2 separate regions of the Homo sapiens genome follow, and region 2 is linked to region 1. A link is an interaction called in ENCODE POLR2A ChIA-PET data of the cell type or tissue named here. Cell type or tissue: OCI-LY7. All regions are shown on one strand. Each heading gives the region's core, and the rest is flanking DNA. Links, peaks and the distances in the headings are about the cores only.

Region 1 (12,026 bases), core at 4,337-9,336:
GACAAGAACTGCAAATCAGTGTTTTTTCCCAGAGAACTGGTTTACACTGTCAGTAGCGTGGTTACCTTCTTAGTGGGAAAGGCAGAGGGGTGGAATTAGGTTTGGTAATGCTTTAGTTTTTAAATTGGATGGTGTGTTAACAGGTGTTTGTTTTACTATTATGCTTTAAATGTACATAGGTTTTTTTGTGGGTTTTTTTTTTTTTTGAGATGGAGTCTTGCTTTGTGACCCAGGCTGGATTGCAGTGGCTCAATCTCCGCTCACTGCAACCTCTGCCTCCCAGGTTCAAGCAATTCTCCTCCCTCAGCCTCCCAAGTAGCTGGGATTACAGGCCTTCACCACCATGCCTGGCTAATTTTTTTTTTAAGTAGAGATGGGGTTTCACCATGTTGACCAGGCTGGTCTTGAACTCCTGAACTCAAGTAATCCACCTGCCTCAGCCTCCCAAAGGGCTGGGATTACAGGAGTGAGCCACCATGCCCAGCCTGTACATAAGGTTTTATATACAGACATAATACTGATTTTTTTAAGAGAAAAAATGGAAGGCAGCAGGAAGTTTCTGATCTTTCAAAAAAGAAATAAAACAATACCAAAGGCTGGTGAGAATGTGGAGACAGTGGACCTTTCATATATTGCTGGTGGGGATGTAAATGACACAGATACTCTGAAAAATAGAAAGGCAGTTTTCTTTTCATTTTGTTTCTCTTTTTTTTGAGATGGAGTCTTGCTCTGTCGCCCAGGCTGGAGTGCGGTGGCATAATCTCGGCTCACTGCAGCCTCTGCCTCCTGGGTTCAAGCCCTTCTCCTGCCTTGGCTCCCAGGTAGCTGGGACTACAGGCGCACGCCACCACACCTGGCTAATTTTTCTATTTTTAGTAGAGACGGGTTTTCCCCATGATGGCCAGGCTGGTCTTGAACTCCTGACCTAAAGTGATCTGCCTGCCTCGGCCTCCCAAAGTGCTGAACCCCCAAGCATGAGCCACCATGCCCAGCCAGGATGGCAGTTTTCTACATAGCTAAACATATTCTTACTATCCCAGCATTGCACTCCTGGAAATTTATGCCAAATAAATTAAAACTTATATCCATACAAAACCTTGACATAATGTTCACTGCAGGTTTACTTGTAGTAGCCCCAAACTGGAAACAACCAAAATGTCTTTTAATAGGAGAATGGTTAAACAAGCTATTGTGCTTAATTATTGATACATGCAAAAACTTGGATGGACCTCAAAGGCATTATGCTGAGTGAAAAAAAGCCAATCATGAAAGGTCACATATTGTATGGATTTATTTATATTGCATTCTCAAAATGATAAAATTATGAGTCACCATGCCTTATCTGAAGCAAGCTTCCCCATTATAATCTGATCATCAGTATGGGGAGCAAATACAGTGTTTCTTCCTTACCCTGACCTGCTGGACTTTCCTCATCTGCCCCTGCTTTTAAATCTCTGTCCAAAGCTGCCTTGATGCTCTTTATCATGGACACTGAGCACAGAGCAGCAGTTTAATAAGATTTCCTGACAAAAGCAGCCCACTGAATTGGATGTTTTCTCTCTCTTTCTTTTATTATTGTATTTGAATTTCCCCCTAGCCAGATGGCTGATAACAATTCTGTTTCTCTTCTTTTCCAATAAGTAAATTCCAGACTCAAGAATATCCCCTCAACAGGCCAGAAAATTCCATCTTTGATAAGCCAGTGGGTAGAGTTAATGGAGGAAGAACTTGCTGATCAGGGACTCTCAGTGTGTTAGTCTGTTTTCATGCTGCTAATAAAGACATACCCGAAACTGGTTAATTTATATGGGAAAAATGTTTAATGGACTCACATTTCCACGTGGCTGGGGAGGCCTCACAATCATGGTGGAAAGCAAGGAGGAGCAAGTCATTTCTTACATGGATGGCAGCAGGCAAAGAGAGAGCTTGTGCAGGGAAACTCCTGTTTTTAAAACCATCAGATCTCATCAGACTTATTCACTAACATGAGAACAGCATGGGAAAGACTCGCCCCTGTGATTAAATTATCTCCCACTAGGTCCTTCCCACAACACGTGGGAATTATGGGAGCTACAAGATGGGATTTGGGTGGGGACACAGAGCCAAACCATATCACTCAGTTTATAACATACAGAATCACAGCCTCTGAGCAGAGGAGACCTTGCAGCCCCATGCACTACACTGGGGCTGGTGCCTGGGACTAGGGCCATTTCAGGCTATGGCGCCTCCCCCCACCATTCTTCCCTCTGTATTTCTGCAGATTCCTGCTGGGAACCAATGCCTATTAATGAGGTTTCTACTTCTAGCCTATGAGTTAACATTCTTTTTGTAAATTAATTTTTTAATATTTTATCTAAACAAATATAAACCAAATTGTATTTAAAGGCTCATGAAGGAGGACTGCATTCCTCTACTTCACGCTTTAGTCTCATGCCTCAGAGGCAGAACTTTGAACTTCAGCTATTTCTTCTGATATTTGCCATATTTACACTGCCATTACAGACACATCAATTTTAGATGTTATCTCTTGACTTTCTAACAAATGGCAGAATGGGGATTTAGCTCTCTTTCTCTAACATCCCCACTTGCCTTGTCTCAATATAGTGTCACAACTTTTTAATTCAATTGATATTTGGCTAGGTGCGGTGGCTCATGCCTGTAATCCCAGGACTTTGGAAGGCTGAGGCTTGGGGCCAGGAGTTTGAGACTAGCCTGGCCAACATGGTGAAACCCCATCCCTACTAAACTTACAAAAATTAGCCAGGCATGGTGGCACACTCCTGTGGTTCCAGCTACTCAGGAGGCTGAGGCACGACAATTGCTTGAAACCAGGAGGTGGAGGTTGCACTGAGCTGAGATCATGCCACTGCACTGCAGCCTGGGTGACAGAGTGAGACTCTGTCTCAAAAATTTTAAAAATAAAAATAAATAAATTGATATTTAGTTTTTACATTTTATGTTCCCAGGCAAGTTAAGTAGTATAATTTCCTCCATTTTATAATTTTTTGCCTATCTGCAGTTATTATTTGCATTTCTTTTTTTCTTACTTTTACTCTTGTACATATGTGTCCCTTAGTCTTTCTAGATCCTCTCACAAAATTATAAAATTCCTCTTAAAACAATTTTCTACATGGTAGAATCTATCAGATTATCTAATCAGATTTTTTAACCTAGAGGTTACCTTTTCAGAGCCCAGAGCTCTTCTAGCCTAAGCAGGTCGTTAACACAGAGTTAAGAGTGCAAAAGATTTATGGAAGAGCAATTGCTCTGAAAGGAAAAGGGAATTAAGGATTGGACAGGGGAGCTGCTGCCCTGAGTTGCAAACCTGACAAAGATTCCACCCGTCCAATGGGGAGCGCCAGTGCAAACACTGCCTTTTTAGACGCCCACGTTATTTCTTCAACATCTTGCTTAGTCATTGACTAAGGGCTACCCCAAGAAAAATGTGACCTTGGCTCAAAAGTTGAGGCAGATCCCAAAGGAACTACTAGCTATAGGTTGTCAGCTAATCACACCCTTTTTGGTTGGGCAGCAAGAGCAACAAGTCATTTTCTGAAGGGGATCTGAGCAGTGCTTTTTGTTTTGTTTTGTTTTGTTTTGTTTTGTTTTGTTTTGTTTTGTTTATGCGGAGTTTTGCTCTTATCGCCAAGGCTGGAGTGCAATGGTGCGATCTTGGTTCACTGCAACCTCTGCCTCCCAGATTCAAGCTATTCTCCTGCCTCAACCTCCCAAGTAGTTGGGATTACAGGCATGCACCACCACACCCAGCTAATTTTCGTATTTTTAGTAGAGATGGGATTTCGCCATGATAGTTAGGCTGGTCTCGAACTCCTGGCCTCAGGTGATCCACCCACCTCAGCTTTCCAAAGTGTTGGGATTACAGGCATAAGCCACCATGCCCGGCCTTGAGCAGTGCCTTTCTAGGTCTGCACAGATCCCATTTTCTGAATCCCACGTGTTCCTCTTTCTTGTTTTATACCCTCATTTTGGTGTAGCACATTTTTAGTAGTTGCTGAAATGTAAAGTTTTTGAGACCTAGGATGTCTTAAAATGTCATTTTACCCTCATACTTGACAGTTTGTTTGGGCATAGAATTCTATATCTCTTTGACTTATAATTTTGGTAGCTCTATTGTCTTTTAAGTTCTGATGTTGCTGTTGATAAATCCGATAGTATTCTGTTTCCTACTCTTTAAATTTTCACTTTTTTCCCGCACTATTTTGCTTTCTCTGGAAATTTTTAGGATCTACTCTTTATTTTCAGTGTAATTTCCATCATAATTTAAAATAATGTGACTTGGTGAACCTTGTTCATTCATTAGGTTGGGCATACAATTCTCATGTTCAATCTGGAGAATGATTTCATTAAATACTGAGAAATATCTTTTATTATATATTTAATAATTTCCTTTATTTTTTTCTGGTCTCTCTTTCTTGACTCCTATTAGTCAGATATAGAACTTTCTAGATTGACTCTAACTTTTTTGATATTTTCTCTCCTATTGCCTATTTTTTGTCTTTTTCATCAACTCTCTGGGAGATATTTTATCTTCCAATCTTTCTGTTGAATTTTTATTTCAGCTATCAAGGGCACTTTTTCAATACTCAAATTGTTTTTTCATAACACCCTATTCTTGTTTCATGTTTTCTCCCATTTTTTGGAGGATATTAGAATTCTTTTAATATTCTGCTCTCTGTAATATCTCTATTTCCTCTAGATCCTTTTTTTCTTTTCTTGTGTGTTTTGTTTTGTCTTTTATCTTGGAGGAATCTGCTGACCTTAATTGTCTGATCAAATTTAATAGTGACATATTATGGAGCTCATTGATAGTTGTTTAATGGCAGTCCCTGCTCTAGAGAGATCAAGTGGTAAGCTGTTCTTTAATTGCAGGTCCTAAAATGTCAGGGTTTGTAGACCTTTTCTTTGGAATCTTCACATTTCTTTCAAAGAAAAAGACTCCAGTCTTCCACCTGTGTGCTACTTTACTGGCTGCCATTTGTTTTCCAGTAGAGAAAGAGACTGAGGGACTCTTAGTTTACTACTCAAACTTTTACTCCATCTTCCTATTTTCAGTGGAACATCTCCCTTCCACCCTTCCCTAAGATCTAAGATGTGCTGATGTCCCAGAATAGAGAGCCTCTTATGTCCACTTTTCTCAGAGAATAAGTGTGTAATTTCCAGACTACGGGGGTGGGAGTGTTGGTGGGGGTGGAAGGAGTAGTTCCCTGCTGGGTGGGGGAGGGGAAAACATGGCATTATAAATTCTCTTTCCATAACTTTCAACCAGTCCTCTGTTTTTATTTCCATAATTAACCTACATTTTCCAAAATACCTAACACTCTTAATTCCTGAGATATCCTAGTTTTCTGTAGTGTGAACTGGCTTGCTTCTCATTGATGCCTCTCTTTGAAAGTTCTTAGATTTCAGCTTTCTCAGCTCTGTTCTACCAGTCACTACTCCTATATCCACTTTTTTGAAATATTTTATTTTACTTTATATTTTGTACAGACAGAGGTCTCACTATGTTGCCCAGACTGGTCTTGAATTCCTGGCTTCAAGTAATCTTCCCACTTTACCCTCCCAAAGTGCTGAAATTACAGGCATGAGCCACTGTGCCAGCTTCAGAACTTTTATAATTCTAAGTGGCTGTTGCCTCCTCTTCTTTGGACTATAATAACATACATATATATACATTTTTCATATGTCTTGACTGGTGGTCTTTTGGACAGAAGAGATATAAATGCATGTACTATTTTTATTTTTTTGAGACAGAATCTTGCTTTGTCACCCAGGCTGGAGTGTAGTGATGAGATCTTGGCTCACAGCAACCTCTGCCTCCTGAGTTCAAGCTATTCTCATGTCTCAGCCTCCTGAGTAGCAGGGATTACAGATGTGTGCCACCACGCCCAGCTAATTTTTGTATTTTTAGTAGAGGGTTTCACCATGTTCACCAGCCAGGCTGGTCTCAAACTCCTGACCTCAGGTGATCCACCTGCCTCAGCTTCCCAAAGTGCTGGGATTACAGATATGAGCCACCACACCTGGCCTAATGTACTATTTTTAATTTAAAATATCTGACACAAATTTTCAGTAGGCTTACAGGAAGTCCATACTGTTTTCCTTTTACCTTTATTCCAATTTTTGCAAACATTGGGGCATCTGTATGATGCATTTAGGAAAACTTACAGTTCCAGCATCCCAAGACTCACAGATAATACTGTTTCCTTAAATGTTCTAGAGGTAACAGCATTGTTTATGCAGTGGGCATGTCCATCAAAACTTCTGTATGGTTATTTTCCTTGCTATTCTGGTATGTATTTTGCCATAACTTTGTTTTGGGATTCACATTCCAAGCTTTGTTATTAAAGATGGAATAGGAGTGAACATTGTGTAATGTCTTAACTTCCCAGTAGAAATCATGAGGCCTCAGATTTTTAAACTCAAAGGTTAAAGGCTGGCCGCATAGAGAGAGTAAATGTTTTCAGTAAAAGCAAAAGAACAATTTTTTTATAAGCACAAAAATATGTTCCCTACCTTCTCTAAGAGCCATAAAATTGCTCAAATGTTTCCCTATCCAACCACTCAAGTGATGCTTAGACCTCTCCCTGCTGCTCACTCATCCCTTCCTAAGGGTGAGTGGAGACTGTGCTTGCACACCTGTGGTGATGGGAAACTGACTTCCACTTTAGGCAACCCCTTCACCTTTCTCAGCCTTGACTGTTCTTATTTTTATAATCTACCCCATATGGAGCTCTGATTATGTGCCCAGCACTCTGCTAAGAGCTTTACAAATAATTCATTTAATCCCTGCCACAGCCCTGCAAATGTTGTTATTTCCATTTTGCAAATGAGGAAATGCAGAGAGCTTAACTGCTTGCCCAAGTTCCCACAGTGAGTGAGTGAGGGCAGGGCCAGCAGGTAAGCAGCAGCTGGTCTGGCTGTAATTCCTTGTTCTTTCTATTTGTTCTTCCTTTTGTCAAGCCCAAAATACCCCCTCTCCATAGCTTCTACCCACTCAGGAGCATGGGGCAAAAGCCAAACCTCTGTCCCTCAGGAGAGCACGGGGAAAGGCCAATTCTGTCTTCCACATGAGCACTCTTCAGCTATTTCGAGATATTTATCTGACGTTCATTCTACTCCTGGCTAAAGTTTTCCTGAAAAAAGAAATTTTAAAAAAGATCAATACCTGTTTTGAGAATATTAAGTGTACTTCTCCCTTCAGTTTCTAAGCTTTTTTCCTACTTGAGGCACTGGTTCAGCCTCATAAAGGGGCATAGGCTGGGTGGGTGTCTTCAGTGTGTGCTTGGAAGCTGCTGCTCAGAAAACAGCTGAGACTCTGCCTTACACCCACCTTGTGAAGGGCCACAGTGGATCTGTACAAGCCAGGAGCTTCTTTAGTCTTGTCCTGGCACACCCAGCACATCAGCCACTTTGAATGGAGCTCCTGCAGGAGGAGACTCAGCTGAGTCCCAGAGCAATAGTAATTGCTTCATAACAGGGATCATAAAGAGACTTTGTTGTGTGTCCTTAAAGCAGCTTCAAATTACAGATTCAGATTGGGCAAATACCCCTATAAATCCCACCGGATAGCCTGGTTCCTTGGTTATAAGCAGGTTTGTTTTTCTGTACTGTTACCCAAATTCCCCTGATTGTAATCCCTCATAAGCCTATTTAAACTGCAGAATCCTGGACTCCACAGAGGAGTTCTGGACCTCCTAAGTCCGAATCTTCAAGAGAGGGACCTGCAGTTTGAATAAGCCTCTCCCAAGGGTTCTCATCATCCCTTAGTGTATTAGTCCGGTTTCACACTGCTATAAAGATACTACCTGAGACTGGGTAATTTATAAACAAAGGAAGTGTAATTGACTCACAATTCCGCATGGCTGGGGAGGCCTCAGGAAATTTACAATCACAGTGGAAGGGGAAACAGACCCTTTTTTACAAGATGGCAGGAGAGAGGGAGAGTGAATGTGCAGGGGAAACTGCCATTTATAAAACCATCACATCTTGTGAAAACTCACTCAACTATCACAAGAACAGCATGGGGGAAACTGTCCCCATGATCCAATCACCTCCCACCAGGTTCCTTCCTCAACACCTGGGGATTACAATTAAAATGAGATTTGGGTGGGGACACAGAGCCAAACCATATCACCTAAGCTTGGAAAGCATTGTTTTGAGGAGTTCTTTGCGTGAAATTCCATTCCTTGTCCTTTATTTTTTATTTTTTGAGAATCTCGCTCTGTTGCCCAGGCTTGAGTGCAGTGGTGAGATTTCGACTCACTGCAACCTCCACCTCCCAGGCTCAGATGATTCTCCTGCCTCAGCCTCCTGAGTAGCTGGGATTACAGGCATGCACTACCACACCCAGCTAATTTTTGTATTTTTATCCATTCATCAGTTAGTAGACATTTGGGTTATTCCAGTCTGGAGCTATCATGAATAAAGCTACTATGAATATTCCAACTCAGGTCTTGCTGCAGACATGTGTTTTCATTTCTCTTGAGGAAATACCCAGGAATGGGATTGCTGTGTCATATGCTATGTGTATGCTTACCTTTATCAAGGTGTATGCTTACTCTTTGTCAATCAAGAGATTGATCAGCTGTTTTTCAAAGTGGCAGTATCATTTTGCAATTGCACCAGCAATATACTACTGAATTTTTTTGAAAAAGACAATTATTTGTAGAGAGATCTACAAATACCTTTATTTTGCATCATCAGCACAGATGTAGAATTAGTTTTGTTAAAGCACTTCTTTTTTTTTTTTTTTTTTTTTTTGAGATGGAGTTTTGCTCTTGTTGTCCAAGCTGGAGTGCAATGGCACGATCTCCACTCACCGCAACCTCCGCCTCCCGGGTTCAAGCGATTCTCCTGCCTCAGCCTCTCCAGTAGCTGGGATTACGGGCATGTGCCACCATGCCCAGCTAATTTTGTATTTTTAGTAGAGACAGGGTTTCTCCATGTTGGTCAGGCTGATCTCAAACTCCCGACCTCAGGTGATTCACTCGTCTTGGCCTCCCAAAGTTCTGGGATTACAGGCGTGAGCCACTGCGCCTGGCCTTAAAGCACTTCTTAAGAGTTCTGGGCTTGGAGTCAGATTGAGCTGGGTCTGTTACAAAATTCAACAATACTGTGTCCATGATTTTGGACAAGTGGCTAGATCTCTCCAAATGTATTTCCCTTATTTGTAAGACAGAGATAATAATTCCTCTCTGCTTAGAGAAGTCGTAAGGATTAAAGGAGATGAAACACATAAAGCACTTAATACATTACCTGATATATAATAATCATGATTAACATGTTACTCTTATTATTTTCATTAACTTCTTTATAATAGTATTTGTTGCAGTAGGGTTTAAACATATGAGAACATGTACTATGAACTTCACTTCTTTAGGGTTTCTTTTGGGTAATAATTTAGAACTCAAGAAAACCACAGGAAGCTGAAAAAGGACGTTTTGTCATTGAAAAAAGATATTTGTAGTTATTTAGAATGAACAACCAGCAAGTCATTTTACATTCTTTCTAGAATTTCTAACTTCAGTTTCCTAATTTGTAAAATGGGGGTCAGGGTGGCGGTGGAGGTAGCCATTCTTACCCTGCCTTTCTCACAGTGTTGCTGTAAAGGTCAAAGGAAAAACTGAACATTATAAATTGTCAAGTATTATATAAATATTTACCACCAGTGAAAGTTTTAGAGGAATTTTTTTTTTTTTTTTTTTTTGAGATGGAGTCTCACTCTGTGACCCAAGCTGGAGTGTAGTGACACGATCTCGGCTCACTGCAATCTCCACAGCCCTGGTTCAAGTGATTCTCCTGCCTCAGCCTCCTGAGTTGCTGGGATTACAGGCACCTGCCACTGCGCCTGGCTAATTTTTGTAGTTTTAGTAGAGACGGGGTTTCACCATCGTGGCCAGGCTGGTCTTGAACTACTGACCTCATGAACCACCTGCCTCAGCCTCCAAAAGTGCTGGGATTACAGGCATGAGCCACTGCACCTGGCCAAGGATAAATTTTGTAAGATATGATTTAATTAGAAAATAGAAATTATAAGATAATAATGTCCTTTAGTAATTTCCTTTTTCTTTTTTTTATTATTATACTTCAAGTTCTAGGGTACATGTGCACAACATGCAGGTTTGTTACATATGTATATGTGTGCCATGTTGGTGTCCTGCACCCATTAACTCATCATTTACATTAGGTATATCTCTTAATGCTATCCCTCCCCAACCCCACCCCACAACAGGCCACGGTGTGTGATGTTCCCCTTCCTGTGTCCATGTGTTCTCATTGTTCAATTACCACCTATGAGTGAGAACATGCGGTGTTTGGTTTTTTGTCCTTGTGATAGTTTGCTGAAAATGATGGTTTCCAGCTTCATCCATGTCCCTACAAAGGACATGAACTCATCCTTTTTTATGGCTGCATAGTATTCCATGCTGTATATGTGCCACATTTTCTTAATCCAGTCTATCGTTGATGGACATTTGGGTTGCCTCCATGTCTTTGCTATTGTGAATAGTGCTGCAGTAAACATACGTGTGCATGTGTCTTTATAGCAGCATGATTTATAATCATTTGGGTAGATACCCAGTAATGGGATGGCTGGGTCAAATGGTATTTCTAGTTCTAGATCCTTGAGGAATCACCACACTGTCTTCCACAATGGTTGAAGTAGTTTACAGTAAAAGTGTTCCTATTTCTACACATCCTCTCCAGCACCTGTTGTTTCCTGACTTTTTAACGATCACCATTCTAACTGGTATGACATGGTATCTCATTGTGGTTTTGATTTGCATTTCTCTGATGGCCAGTGATGATAAGCATTCTTTCATGTGTCTTTTGGCTGCATAAATGTCTTCTTTTGAGAAGTGTCTGTTCACATCCTTTGCCCACTTTTTGATGGGGTTGTTTGTGTTTTTCTTGTAAAGTTGTTTGAGTTCTTTGTAGATTCTGGATATTAGCCCTTTGTCAGATGAGTAGATTGCAAAAATTTTCTCCCATTCTGTAGGTTGCCTGTTCACTCTGATGGTAGTTTCTTTTGCTGTGCAGAAGCTCTTTAGTTTAATTAGATCCCATTTATCAATTTTGGCTTTTGTTGCCATTGCTTTTAGTGTTTTAGACATGAAGTCCTTGCCCATGCCTATGTCCTAAATGGTATTGCCTAGGTTTTCTTCCAAGGATTTTATGGTTTTAGGTCGAACATTCAAGTCTTTAATCCATCTTGAATTAATTTTTGTATAAGGTGTAAGGAAGGGATCCAGTTTCAGCTTTCTACATATGGCTAGCCAGTTTTCCCAGCATGATTTATTAAATAGGGAATCCTTTCCCCATGTCTTGTTTTTGTCAGGTTTGTCAAAGATCAGATGGTTGTAGATGTATGGTATTATTTCTGAGGGCTCTGTTCTGTTCCATTGGTCTAGATCTCTGTTTTGGTACCAGTACCATGCTGTTTTGGTTACTGTAGCCTTGTAGTATAGTTTGAAGTCAGGTAGTGTGATGCCTCCAGCTTTGTTCTTTTGGCTTAGGATTGACTTGGCAATGTGGGCTCTTTTTTGGTTCCATATGAACTTGAAAGTAGTTTTTTCCAATTCTGTGAAGAAAGTCATTGGTAGCTTGATGGGGATGGCATTGAATCTATAAATTACCTTGGGCAATATGGCGATTTTCATGATATTGATTCTTCCTATCCATGAGCATGGAATGTTCTTCCATTTGTTTGTGTCCTCTTTTATTTTGTTGAGCAGTGGTTTGTAGTTCTTGAAGAGGTCCTTCACATCCCTTGTAAGTTGGATTCCTAGGTATTTTATTCTCTTTGAAGCAATTGTGAATGGGAGTTCACTCATGATTTGGCTCTCTGTCTGTTATTGGTGTTTAAGAATGCTTGTGATTTTTGCACATTGATTTTGTATCCTGAGACTTTGCTGAAGTTGCTTATCAGCTTAAGGAGATTTTGGGCTGATACAATGGGGTTTTCTAAATATACAATCATGTCATGTGCAAACAGGAACAATTTGACT
Region 2 (12,026 bases), core at 5,979-10,978, 200 kb before region 1:
GCCAAAGTGAACCTGGGCTTATAGCGCCACCTAGAGCCGAAAAGGAGGCAGCAATCTAGTTGCAAAGATTAAGCAAATATATTCAATGAAAGACAAAACAAGCTGGACAGAGAAAACTAGAATCAATAATTAATCCTTCAATGCAAAGACATAGACATATACCCGCAAGTAACAACAGCAAACAGGGAACCACAGTCTCCCCAAAGGACAAAGCAAAAATCCAATGACTGACCCTAACGAGATGGCGACTATTAGCTTCTGACCAATAATTTAAAATAGCAGTTTTAAGGAAACTCAGGTATCTCCAAGATAATACAGAAAAGCAGAAATTTATCAGAGAAATCTAACAAAGAGATTGAAATAATTTTAAAAAATCAAACAGAAATCTTAGAACTGAGAAATACATTTGCCAAACTGAAGAACTCTTAAGAGGCTCTGAGCAGCAGAGTGAGCCAAGCAGAGGAAAGAATCTATGAGCTCAAAAACCAGCTGTGTGAAAATACACAATCAGAGAAGAAAAAAGAAATAAGAATAAAATGTAACAAAGACCACCTACAATATGTAAAAAATTACCTCAAAAGACCAAATCTAAGAATTACTGCTGTTGGTGTTCAAGAGAGAGTGAAGCGAGAGCAAGGGGTAGAAAGTTGATTCAAAAGGATAAGAACTGAAAACTTTCCAAAACTTGAGAAAGAGAAATATCCAGCTACAGAAAGGTCAGAGAACACCAAACAGATTTGACCCAAATAAGACTACTCCAAGGCATAGAAAAATGAAACTCTCAAAGGTCAAGGACAAAGAGAGGATCCTAAAAGCAGCAGAGAAAAGAAGCAAATAACACGTAAAGTAGCTCTAATTCATGTGGCAACGGATTACTCTAAGGAAACTAAACAGGCCAGGAGGGAGTGGAATGGCATTTTCAGATTGCTCAAAGAGAGACAAAAAAAGCCTGCCATCCAAGAATATTGTATCCAGCAAAATTATCATTCAAATATAAAGGAGAGATAAAATCTTTCCCAGACAAACAAAAGCTGAGAGAATTCACCACCACTAGATCCATCTTGCAAGAAATACTAAAGGCAGTTCTTCAGTCTGAAAGAAAAAACGCTAATGTGCAAAAGAAAACTTTTCAAAGTATAAAACCTACAGGTAAAATTAAGTACCTGGACAAACTCAGAATACTCTCTTACTGTATTGCTGGTATGCAATCCACTCATAACTCTACTATGAAGCTCAAAAGACATGAGCCAAGGAGTGAAAACAGCCTCTAGAAGCTAGAAAGGCAAGGAAATGGATTTGCTAGAAAGGCAAGGAAATGGAACTTCCAGAAGGGAATGCAGCCCTCTCAACACCTTGACATTAGCCCAGTGAGACCTGCATCAGACTTGTACAGGCCTCAGCAGCTGAATGTATTGTACAGCCTGCAGAACTGTACAATAATAAGTGTGTATTGTTTAAGCTGCTAAGTGTGTGGTAATAGAAAACTAATGTATGTTTTTTTATATAAAGCTAAATTTGATTTCCTAAATATTGTTAAAGATTTTTACACCTGTGTTCATTGTGGTTTTCTTTTTCTGTAATGTCTTTGTTTCATTTTGGTGTCAGAGTAATGCTGGCCTCATAGAATAAGTTGGGAAGTACAGGATTCCTATCTATTTTTTGAAAGAGTTTGTATAGAACTAGTATTATTCCTTTCTTAAATGTTTGGTAGAATTTGCCAATGAAGGCATTTGGGCCTGAAATTTTCTTGGTGAGAAGGTTTTGTTTTGTTTTGTTTTGAGACAGAGCCTCACTCTGTCGCCCAGGCTGGAGTGCAGTGGCACAGTCTCGGCACTGCAACCTTTGCCTCCCGGGTTCAAGCGATTCTCCTGCCTCCGCCTCCTGAGTAGCTTGGATTATAGGTGCCTGCCACCACACCTGGCTAATTTTTGTATTTTTAGTAGAGCCGGGGTTTCTCCATGTTGGCCAGGCTGGTCTCGAACTCCTGGCCTCATGTGATCCATCCACCTCAGCCTCCCAAAGTGCTGGGATTACAGGCGTCAGCCACCGCACCCGGCCTGTGGGGAGGTTTTTAATTACTAATTTCAATGTCTTTAATGGGTATAGGGCATGTACGTTATCTATTTTTTCCTGAATGAACTTAGATTAATCATTTTTGAAGTCTTAGTTGCTAGAAAAAAATATTTAAAAATTGGTGAATTTTCTCATTAAAGCAGCTTTTAGTGCATTTTTGAATATAGTAAATATAAATATTTTATATTTATAGAATATATTTTAGATCTGAAAAATAATTATTATGAGAGTCCACATATTACAAAAATACAAATATTATATCTGAGTCCTTACTTACCAGGAGATCTGATTATAACTTGATTTCCCATACATTTATGCCACTCCCATGGGCCATAAACATGCCAGTCACTGTGATAAATTTACTTTGTAAATCAATTAATTGACTTTGTGATTATATATATATCATTTACAGTGATTCTGCTTCTAAAAAGTGGAACCTCTTTCCATATGCTGTTAGAATTATTTATAAGCTTACAGAGGTTTAGGCCAGACCCCAAACTGTGTTAAATTCACAAGGTAATGAGTGCTAACCTGTGAAGCCTCTTGAAAGAGAGGTCACTACCTATCTCTGGCCATATGTCCCAATCCTGCCATTGTATAGGGCAGTGGTTTTTACTGAGAGTATTTTAGAAATTCACTTGAGTGTTACTGATAGTTAGTGAGTAGGGGGCTCAGGATGCAATGCCCGTAATAACCCCACACAGTGAGGAATTGTCCCAAGTCCTGTACAACTTACAAAATATCCTGCTGGTTAGTCATGAAGATTAAAAGCTTGTTTACAATTTTCTGAGACTAGAACCTAAGTCTAGTCTCTATGTTTTACACATAAACACAAAGTATTTTTTGCGTGGTTTTAATATATAATTAATATTCTAATCTTTATTTTAGCATTTATCCCTGCTCTCTCTTTTTTTTTGTATTTCTACTATAGAATGGCCTTAAGTCCAAATTTATTTCGTCTATAACTGTATGCACTCATCTAACCACTTTGCTATGTCTTTTAGGGTTGAACCTGCGCATTTTCCTATGAAATACATGCTATTTTATTATTAATTGCCTTTTTCTACTCTGTATTACACTGAGAGTTATTTTTTTTAATTAGACATATAGTTACAGTATTGTATATAAATTCCATTTCAGGACAAAGGAGCATCACAAAATATTTGTTATGAAAAGGGTGGGGATGTTAGATTTGAAAAGCCTGAGAGGCATGTTATAGAAACAAACTTTCTTCTGATTTCAGTACTTTTCCTATCATTATAGTTGCTATTACATAAAAATGTAAAGTCTTGGAATGAGTCCATATTACTGCTTCAAAATAACCAAAACAATAAAAATGGATTTAACTTCTATTTCGCCTACAAAATAGCCTAACACAATTATTATATCCATCAAGTCTAGGACATCCAGCCATAGTGCTCACACATATGCATAGTAATCACAAATTTCAGTGCACAAACTTAGATCTGCAAAGAATATAACTTACTTCTTTTTTACCCTGTCACTGAACGCAGTACCTCTGGGGTCCCTATTCTGCTGGGTGGAGGAAACCTGGTTCCAGTCAATTCAGATCATCTCAGTTAATTCATGATCTCATCCTGGCTCCCCTCCAGGGAGCCAGTGCGTTGGAGCTGAAGGAAGTGTGTGGTCCATAGTCATCCTTGCACAAGCCTCTGCAGAAACATTCCTGTTCCTGGCTGGCCTTTTTATATCATCCATCTAGATCATGCTGCGACCTCCTTGCCTGCGGAGACTCTTTGGACCATCTCTGTGCCACATTTGTGCTCTTCTCAACACCAAATCAAAAACATTCATCAGTTCAGCTGCAACCCCTTCCACACTGTGGTGTGAGAAGCCTCTGAGCCTGCCTTCCATCACCTTGTGCAACCATTGTCATCTGCTGCTGCCACACTATACTGGGCACAAGAACCGCAGGGAGTCTTGCTATCCTCTCATCTGCCCCCCGGCTCCTCCAGGGGATGAGGCATGGTTCTTTCCACTCTTGTATCCCTCCGTCCATTATTTCTTCTACACTAGATCCAGTCCTGGGGGCAGAGCCCAAGATGTGTGCTTAAGGTCACAGCCATGTCCTTTAGCTTCGTTTCCAGTCCTCTCTCTTCCCCTGGCTCTGAGTGATTGCTTAAGCTAAATCTATTAGCTCATCCACCTGCTGACTATCCATTTCCGGAGCCCAGACATGGATCTCCCTGCCTGCTTCCTGGGTTGAGGGTCACAGGGTGACAAAATTACTAGGAATGAGAAAAGCTGTTACTTAATATTTGGAAACATCATTCCAGTGGAGATGCAGGGCACATGAGGCATACTGCTTAGCCTGTAATAATTTTCTCTCTTTTCAGTCTATATGCCTAACTTTATGCCAGGATAGTGAAAGTTTTCATGTGCTTATCGTTGTGACCTTTGCAAGGTATCAGGTGAAGAAGGCAGGCACATTGTATTGCTGTAGATAAATAGGATTAATGACAGGAATATGGGATATAAACCTTTTTGCTAGGTCTAAACCATCCTTAACTATGCCATGAGTCTCTCACTATCTTAATGATGTAGGGTCATCATTTTAATTTTTTTATTGTAGTATGCATCTTTCAGTGGTGTCTTCAATATACGTCAGTGTGGATCATTTAATGTTGGAAAAACAGGTAAAGACACTTTAGTTTGTGGTCTACTTTTACAATTTATACTTTTCTTCTCCTTTCCTCCTTCTACAAAGATTATGTCCAGCAGTATGCATCTTCCTGACTTGCAGATTCTAGCCTGCTATAAAATTAGGACACCAGACACCGCACATATTGCTAGAATTGCGTCTGAGACTGAATAGGTCCTGAGTTAGTCTCTAATTGCATGGACTTCGTGGTGCCTATTGTGGTAACTCAGGGGCATTTGTTTTGATTTGTTTGTTTGTTTGTTTGGTTGGTTGGTTTGGTTTTTTATCCTGGCCCTTGGCTGTTCATCCCTTTGTCTCCTGCTGCAAGGCCTCCTGTTAGCCATTTGCCTCTCATTAGGCATGGAGCTCCAGGCTGCCTTCCATGTTCTTTCCTCCTGAGTGGCCTCCTCACCTGCTTGGGATGTCCAGTGTCAATCACCTGGATTCTGCCCTCACTCCCACTGTGCATGCCCTGGTCAGAGGTGGGGCTGCTGCCCAGGACTCTGGGGGCTCACAGAGTTTATTTCACTTTGGCCTTGGAGCAAGTGTTATCTGCAGATCCGAAGAGGTTCTTGTTATTATTGATTAAGTATGCATTCAATATTTGAAATGCTTTAAACAAACTGCTTCATGTTTGGATATATTGAGTTATTTTTGTTTCTGCCATTAAATGTTTTACTCTCCGGTTATTCTTCAGGGAGGATTGTGCTCATCAGTGTTCTCGTGACTTTTGTTTGCCTCTCTCTGCATTAAACACCCAAACATCAGTGAGATCCTTTAGAATCTGGCAAAACTTCAGAGAACTCTGAGGAAATGAAACTGCCTGTCCACTCAGTTTCATTGATTTTTCTGAGTAACCTTAAAGGCATATCTTACTACTTAAGAAGTAGAGATTCAGTAAAATGTTGTTTCTGTTCCAAGGATAAAAATTGAGAACATTTAACTTGTATTATATACTTGGAATCATAAAGACAAATTGAAATAGTTGATGTCTGCCCAGATAGAATGTGCTAGCTTTCTCTGGCTTAACCATCTCTGAAAACACATTGACATAAATTTCCATCTTTCTCACCACGCAAGTTGTTAGTACACCTGTTCTTTTGAAACCACAATTCTGTTTGTTCCTGTGTGTTGATGGTATTTTCACTTTTCTCCTGCTGCCCTTGAACTTGCCAGACTCTCCAGCACTTGTGTGGTACTTTTCTCATTCATTACTTCTCTAGTGGCATTACTGAAGGATAAACAGCTGTCTAGTCAAAATTATCTGGCCACGTTCAGTGGGTTTTAGGTCTGAAAGGGGAGCCAAATAATGTGTGAGTAAACTGTAACACTCCCTAAGAGTGCCAAAAAAATTAGTTTGCCTGGAAATCCATTAGTAAAAAATATCAAACATTCCTAAAAATTAAACAATAGGAAAAACAAACAGGGTTTTAGTTGTTAAAAAGGACAGACCAAATATTTGGTACTTTTACTCGCTTAATACATCAAACATGGGTCTTCTGTGCTACTTGTCAGGGGGATTCTGAATATGAAGATCAAACCTTGCATTACCCATACCTCCTAAGTGAGAGCACCTCAACATTTTGTGCTTACCTTACAACTTTCATCTAAAGATCTCCAAGATCTGTGAATACTTATGTTTTAAATTACAGGAAAAAGTTAAGTTGTTGCTTGCCAATATGTAATAAATTAGGACACTGTTTTCCAGTTTCCAGTTCCATTTTAACTTGTAGAGAATAAACGTTTTCAATCTTTCAACAGACTTTGGAGTCTTTTCATCCTTAATAAATGTTAAAGGAGAGATAAAACCCCATTGATATCTCAGCATTATAAGCAATGGCATTAGCCTCATTAAAGTGAGGAAATATTTTACTACAAACTTTTATAACATTTTTCTTTTTAATCCTCATTCATCCCTGATTTTGCCCTTTCCCTGCATGCATCTTTTTTAAATCTCCACATCTTTTGGTGGCTACATCCGTGTATTAGTCCATTTTCACACTGCTGATAAAGACATACCCAAGACTGGGTAATTTATAAAGAAAAAGGTTTAATGGACTCACAGTTCCATGTGGCTTGGGAGACCTCACAATCACGGTGGAAGGTGAGGGAAGAACAAAGGCACATCTTACATGGCAGCAGGCAAAAGCAAAATGAGAGCCAGGTGAAAGGGGAAACCCCTTTTAAAATCATCAGCTCTCGTGAAGCTTGTTCACTACCACGAGAACAGTATGGGGGAATCTGCCCCTGTGATTCAATTATCTCCCACTGGGTCTCCCCTACAACACATGGGAATTATGGGAGCTACAATTCAAGATGAGATTTGGGTAGGGACACAGCCAAACCGTATCAATCGGTTATTTGGTGCCTGGCTGCCAGTCGCACTCCACCAGAACCCTCCTCTTGCTAGCCCAGCTGGACATTCTCCTTGCTGGTGCTCTTAGTCAAGATGTAAAGTCTGGTTAGTGTCTGAGCTGGTGGTCAGAGCACTTATCTGCCCTGAATGCTGCAAACCATTTTAAACCCCTACGAATAATCAAATGTGTATTTGAACAAATCTTCAGTTTCTGGTGTTTAATTTGAATCCCAGGCTATTGTTATAGTGTTTTTTTCTATGATAATTGATGTCCTTTATTTAAACTCATGGGAACAGAAAGGAGTTATCCTGGCTCTCCCCTGATAGTAACAACCCCCCTCACAATTCACTGTGTTGTTGCACTTCTCAAGAAATTACCTATAGAATAGAGAATGCAGGCTGGGCGTGGTGGCTTCTGCCTGTAATCCCAGCACTATGGGAAGCCGAGGTGGATGAATCACCTGAGGTCTGGAGTTCAAGACCAGCCTGGCCGACAAGGCGAAACCCTGTCTTCACTAAAAATGCAAAAATTAGCTGGGCATGGTGGTGGGCACCTGTAGACCCAGCTACTCAGGAAGTTGAGGCATGAGAATCGCTTGAACCCTGGAGGCGGAGGTTGCAGTGAGCCAAGATTGCACCACTGTACTCCAGCCTGGGAGACAGAGTGAGACACTGTCTCAAAAAAAAAAAAAAAAAAAAAAAAAGAATAGAGAATGCAATCTAGGAGGACTCTATGCTTAGAATACTTTGGTCTTATGAAAACGTGATGTTTTGGAGTGTGGCTATGATACTTAAATCTAATATATGTTTAGTAAATATCCAGATAGGAGCCTATTCTGTTCTGTGTACTTTGCTGGTGCTGATGACTAGCATACATAAAAATAGCTAATATTATTTAGCACTGCTTCTATGCCAGGCACAATATTAAGGTGGGTATTTTGTTATCCTCATTTCTCAAATAAGGAAACTTAGGCTCAGAGATTGAGTACTTGCCCAAACCCACAGTGCTTAGCTCCTCTCAGTTCCCTGCATTTCAGTGAAATTAGACATGGGGCAGTAGGGGTGATAGGGGAAAGTGATGATGGTCATAAAACACCTAGACCTATACCTTTTTGTTTATACCTAGTCATCATTTAGCTCAAGTTTTCCTTAACTTCTGGCAGCAGAGTATACCTAATAGTATAACTAGTCTTTAATTAAGAAGCAGCCTTGACACAGACACCCTAGTCTCTAATGTGCGATTGCATAAGGCCTCCTGCTCCCTGTGCCTGGGCTCTCATCTCTCTGGTGGTCACTTGGCTGGCTCTGTCCTGTCCTTATGGTTTCAGCTCCTCCACAAAGCCCAGTCATTGCCTCCCATGAATGGAGAGATCTTATCTCTTTTTCTCACTCACTCCGTGAGGGACAGGACCTTGTCCATCCTGTTTGCTGCCCTTTTTCCAGATCTGGAGTGGTCCCTGGAACATGGCAGCACTCAAGAAAGATGTGTTAAAGGAATAAGTGAGTTCTTTCTTCCAGGCCAAGACTGATGCTTCTTGAAATGCTCCCAATCAACCCTCTTAGACTCCAACATAACTGACCAGGGACCAGATTAGACAAACAATTCTGATATTTGAGGGTTTGATTTACTTAAATTCTCACTGGGGTCCAAGAGCACCCCTTGCCAGCTCCTATAGTTTAAGCAGCAGTATGTAGAATAGCCAATGAAAAGTCAAGGTCACAGAGTAGCTGGACAAAGGCTTAGAAAAAACAATGCAGTGACCTAAGTTAATGTTTAGTGCCTTTAACCTCTATTTTCGGTGAGTGGCCTTTTCCCTAATTATTTGTTCCTCCAAATCATTGAGCCCTTCTGTGTGGTAGGTCCTGTGCTAGGTCTTGGAAATAAAAACATTAAGAAACTTTTTGCTCTTGAGAAGCAGAGTTCATGGGGAAGACAAAGCCATGAACAACTGATTAACAATAGACAGAGCTAAGTATAGTAGAAAATGTGCACATAAAATGTAGCAGAAATACAGAGCAGAGATGAAGACCATCTAGGGCACTAAGTGGCAGGTTCACAGAAGATATGATCTTTAACCCGTGGCACTTTAGGCAAGGGAGCCAACATGTGCAAAGGCAAAATTAGCATGAAAGGGCATGACATATTCTAACAACAGGGAGAAGTTAGTTCTACGTGACTGAAGCTCAGGGCACTTTTTATGGGGGAGGACAGGAGTTGATACCCAAAAAGGAGGTTGGGGGCAGATATGAAGGATTCTATATGTGGGCCTGAAGTTGGAACTTTTTCCCTGATTGGAAAGCAATCAGGTCTTTAAACATGCATGTGGCCTGATTGATTTTGGGTTTTACAAACACCTCTGGTGGGAACTTGAAGCGGTATATAAATTAGCCCAGGAGCCCAGACAGAGGAGTGCCTGACCTAAAGCAATGGGCTGCAGAAGGGGGGATGATTGGAAAGCTGTTTTAAAGGTAGACTTGGCAGAATCAAATGCACATTCTGTCAGAAATGATTCAATGTAGTGCAACAGGGAAAGAGTAGCCAAGCGTGGTGGCACACACTTGTAGTCCCAGCTACTTGGGAGGCTGAAGTGGGAGGATTGATTGAGCCCAGGAGATCGAGGCTGCAGTGAGCTGTGATCCTGCCACTGCACTCCATCCTGGTTGGAGGAGTGAGACTTTGTCTCAAAAAAAAAAAAAAAAAGATAAGATTTGAGAATATCAGAATGTAATTTGAATATCTAGGTAGATAATGTCTCCAAAATCTTTTAGCAGGAGAAGATTGAATTTACCGAATCCTTTAGATGTGTACTAAGACATATATTAGCACTCCAGTTTGCCTCTCAGTAATTTAAAAAAAAATCCAAAGAATCAACCATCAACAAGCAGATACTTTTCTGGGACAAAGAGGCTTCTCCATTTTTGAAACGATGTTGCCTACTCATCTGTTAGTCACCCTTGCATCAGGGCCGTGTTCAAAGAGATGTCCAGGCTTGGTATGAGGCTGCTAGAGCCTTCCTTGCTTTTCCTTTTGTGATCTTTGAGTCAGGTTGGGAAGGATGACTAGGGTAAGCCCCAGCTGAAGCATGCACAGGGATGTTGGGGTAGAGATGATGTTTCAGGGCAGCCCTCCACGGCCAAGCCACACATTAAATTGTTTGGGGAGTAGTTCTAAAAATTAATGCTGTTGTCATGGTTTCATTTTGATTTTTATCAGCTGGATATGGATGAGGCTTCATTGTCATATACTTAATGTTTTTGCTTAGATCTTTGGCAAACCAATATTTTTCCATGACTTTTTGACAGTTATTTTTGTTCAATAGTGAATAATAAAGTGAGATTTACGGTCTGTATATGATAATGTTTGTCTTACTTTGACATTTCTTTTCTAGACAGTAAAGGCCTTATAATTAGATTTTCCCTGTGCCAAAACATTGCTGCAAAACCATCTCCCTGAAAAAACGTTTCTTTGCTTCTTTTAGGAGCTGGCGTCATCTTATTTTGATTTGGAATTTTTTTCATATGTCAGTCAGGAAATGAAACAAAAATTTCTCTTGAATATGAATTCTTAACAAGAAAGAAATTAACTTTTGCCGAAAAATAAAACTAGAAGGGAAAATGAGAAGAAACGTCTTTGAAATGCTGATGGTTCCATTGTCTTTTTAAATTCTAATTTATGTCAAACTTCAGTGAGCAATATAGGAAACTCCCTTTTCCACCTTGTTGCAAAAGAGCTTATTTTATTCTTGTTGCTACTCCTACCAGTTTTATGTTGAATTCTTTGAAATACCCAGGAGACTGAACTAGAACTTATGGACCGCACCCTATTTCTCATATAGTTAACCAACTAATGTCCTAACTCAGTGGATTCTGCCCCATTGCTGATAAGTGGCAACCATCGGCCAGGTGCCATCTGTGGGGGTACAAGGACAGGCGAAGCTGAACTGCCCTTCTGCTGAGGCCACATCTGCAGTTGGCGCTATGCCAGGAGAGCCTTGGAGAAGTTGCACATGTGTCCATTGACAGTGCTTTCTCTTTGGAGTGCTCTTAAAAAGAATAACTGTTGATAGAATCGCTTATTGCTAATGGCAAAACATCACAGAGAACTAATTGCAAAAACAGTCACACTTACTACATCCGTGGCCTCCCCTAATGATATGTGGAAACACCTTCCCTTTCCTACAGTAGCAAAAGTGGCCAAATTCTCTGTACAACCCGGAGAATTTTCCTATCTGAGTCATAACTGAAGAGCTGCTCCTAGAATCAGATTCCAGATCCAGCCACCCTTGTCCCCATCATCTCCACTCTTATTTCCACCACCATCTTCATCCAATACTTTCCGTTGAGCACTAACAAATATGTGCAACTGAAGGACACTACATAATACCTCAGAGAAGTGTATCTATTTAAAACAGAGACAACAGGCTTCTTCTAAAGTATTGAGCCAGCATCACTTACAGCAATCCAGACAACAGAGTGAAATAATCGTTCTGTCTCAGCCTTTCTTGATATCACGGGAAGAGTGTAGGTATTTCTTTCCAGTGTATTTTTGTATCACATGAATAGCACCTTCTTCTAAGTTTCGATACATTGGTTATGAGTGATTGCTACTCTGTGCAGTATCATGAACATGGAGGAATTTCTTCTTTCTACTGATGGTGACCTTTTGTTGTTTTGAATATACGGGTCTGCTCAGCTTCAATATGAAATGGAATGTGTATTTCAACAACTGGCCTGAGTGAATGTTTGGGCCTTGAGTTTTTGTCAAGAAGTGATGTGGGGAGGTTTGAAGAAAGATTCTTGTAAGTCTGTGATGTCAAATGATGAGATTGTCTGTCACCGACCCATGTGTTGAAGAATTGTTTCCTCACCTGATCTAACTCAAGACTCTTCTCTACTCCCTTTCGAGAAGCACAGAAAAGAACTGAGAACTGGTGT

What was found. ChIA-PET counts read pairs that join two places held together with the same protein. Peaks named below come from ENCODE experiments on the same cell type or tissue, not always from the same donor. Only the 100,000 strongest peaks of a DNase experiment are listed, where the experiment ranks them.
Region 2: POLR2A ChIA-PET joins it to region 1 with 7 read pairs; 2 of 35 experiments call an interaction of 5 or more read pairs at or near these places.

The regions. Positions count from the first base shown.
Region 1 is chr5:78,686,139-78,698,164 of GRCh38, reverse strand. All of the region lies in intron 4 of LOC124900191 (a long non-coding RNA gene), which reads left to right. Among named protein-coding and RNA genes, the nearest start is that of LHFPL2, 43 kb to the right of the region's middle. In OCI-LY7, for the core only: no CTCF peak of the experiment used is centred there; no DNase peak of the experiment used is centred there; H3K4me3 peaks cover 279 bases; H3K27ac peaks cover 1,812 bases.
Region 2 is chr5:78,888,018-78,900,043 of GRCh38, reverse strand. The region is part of intron 4 of ARSB (arylsulfatase B); the gene reads left to right. Among named protein-coding and RNA genes, the nearest start is that of ARSB, 91 kb to the left of the region's middle. In OCI-LY7, for the core only: no CTCF peak of the experiment used is centred there; no DNase peak of the experiment used is centred there.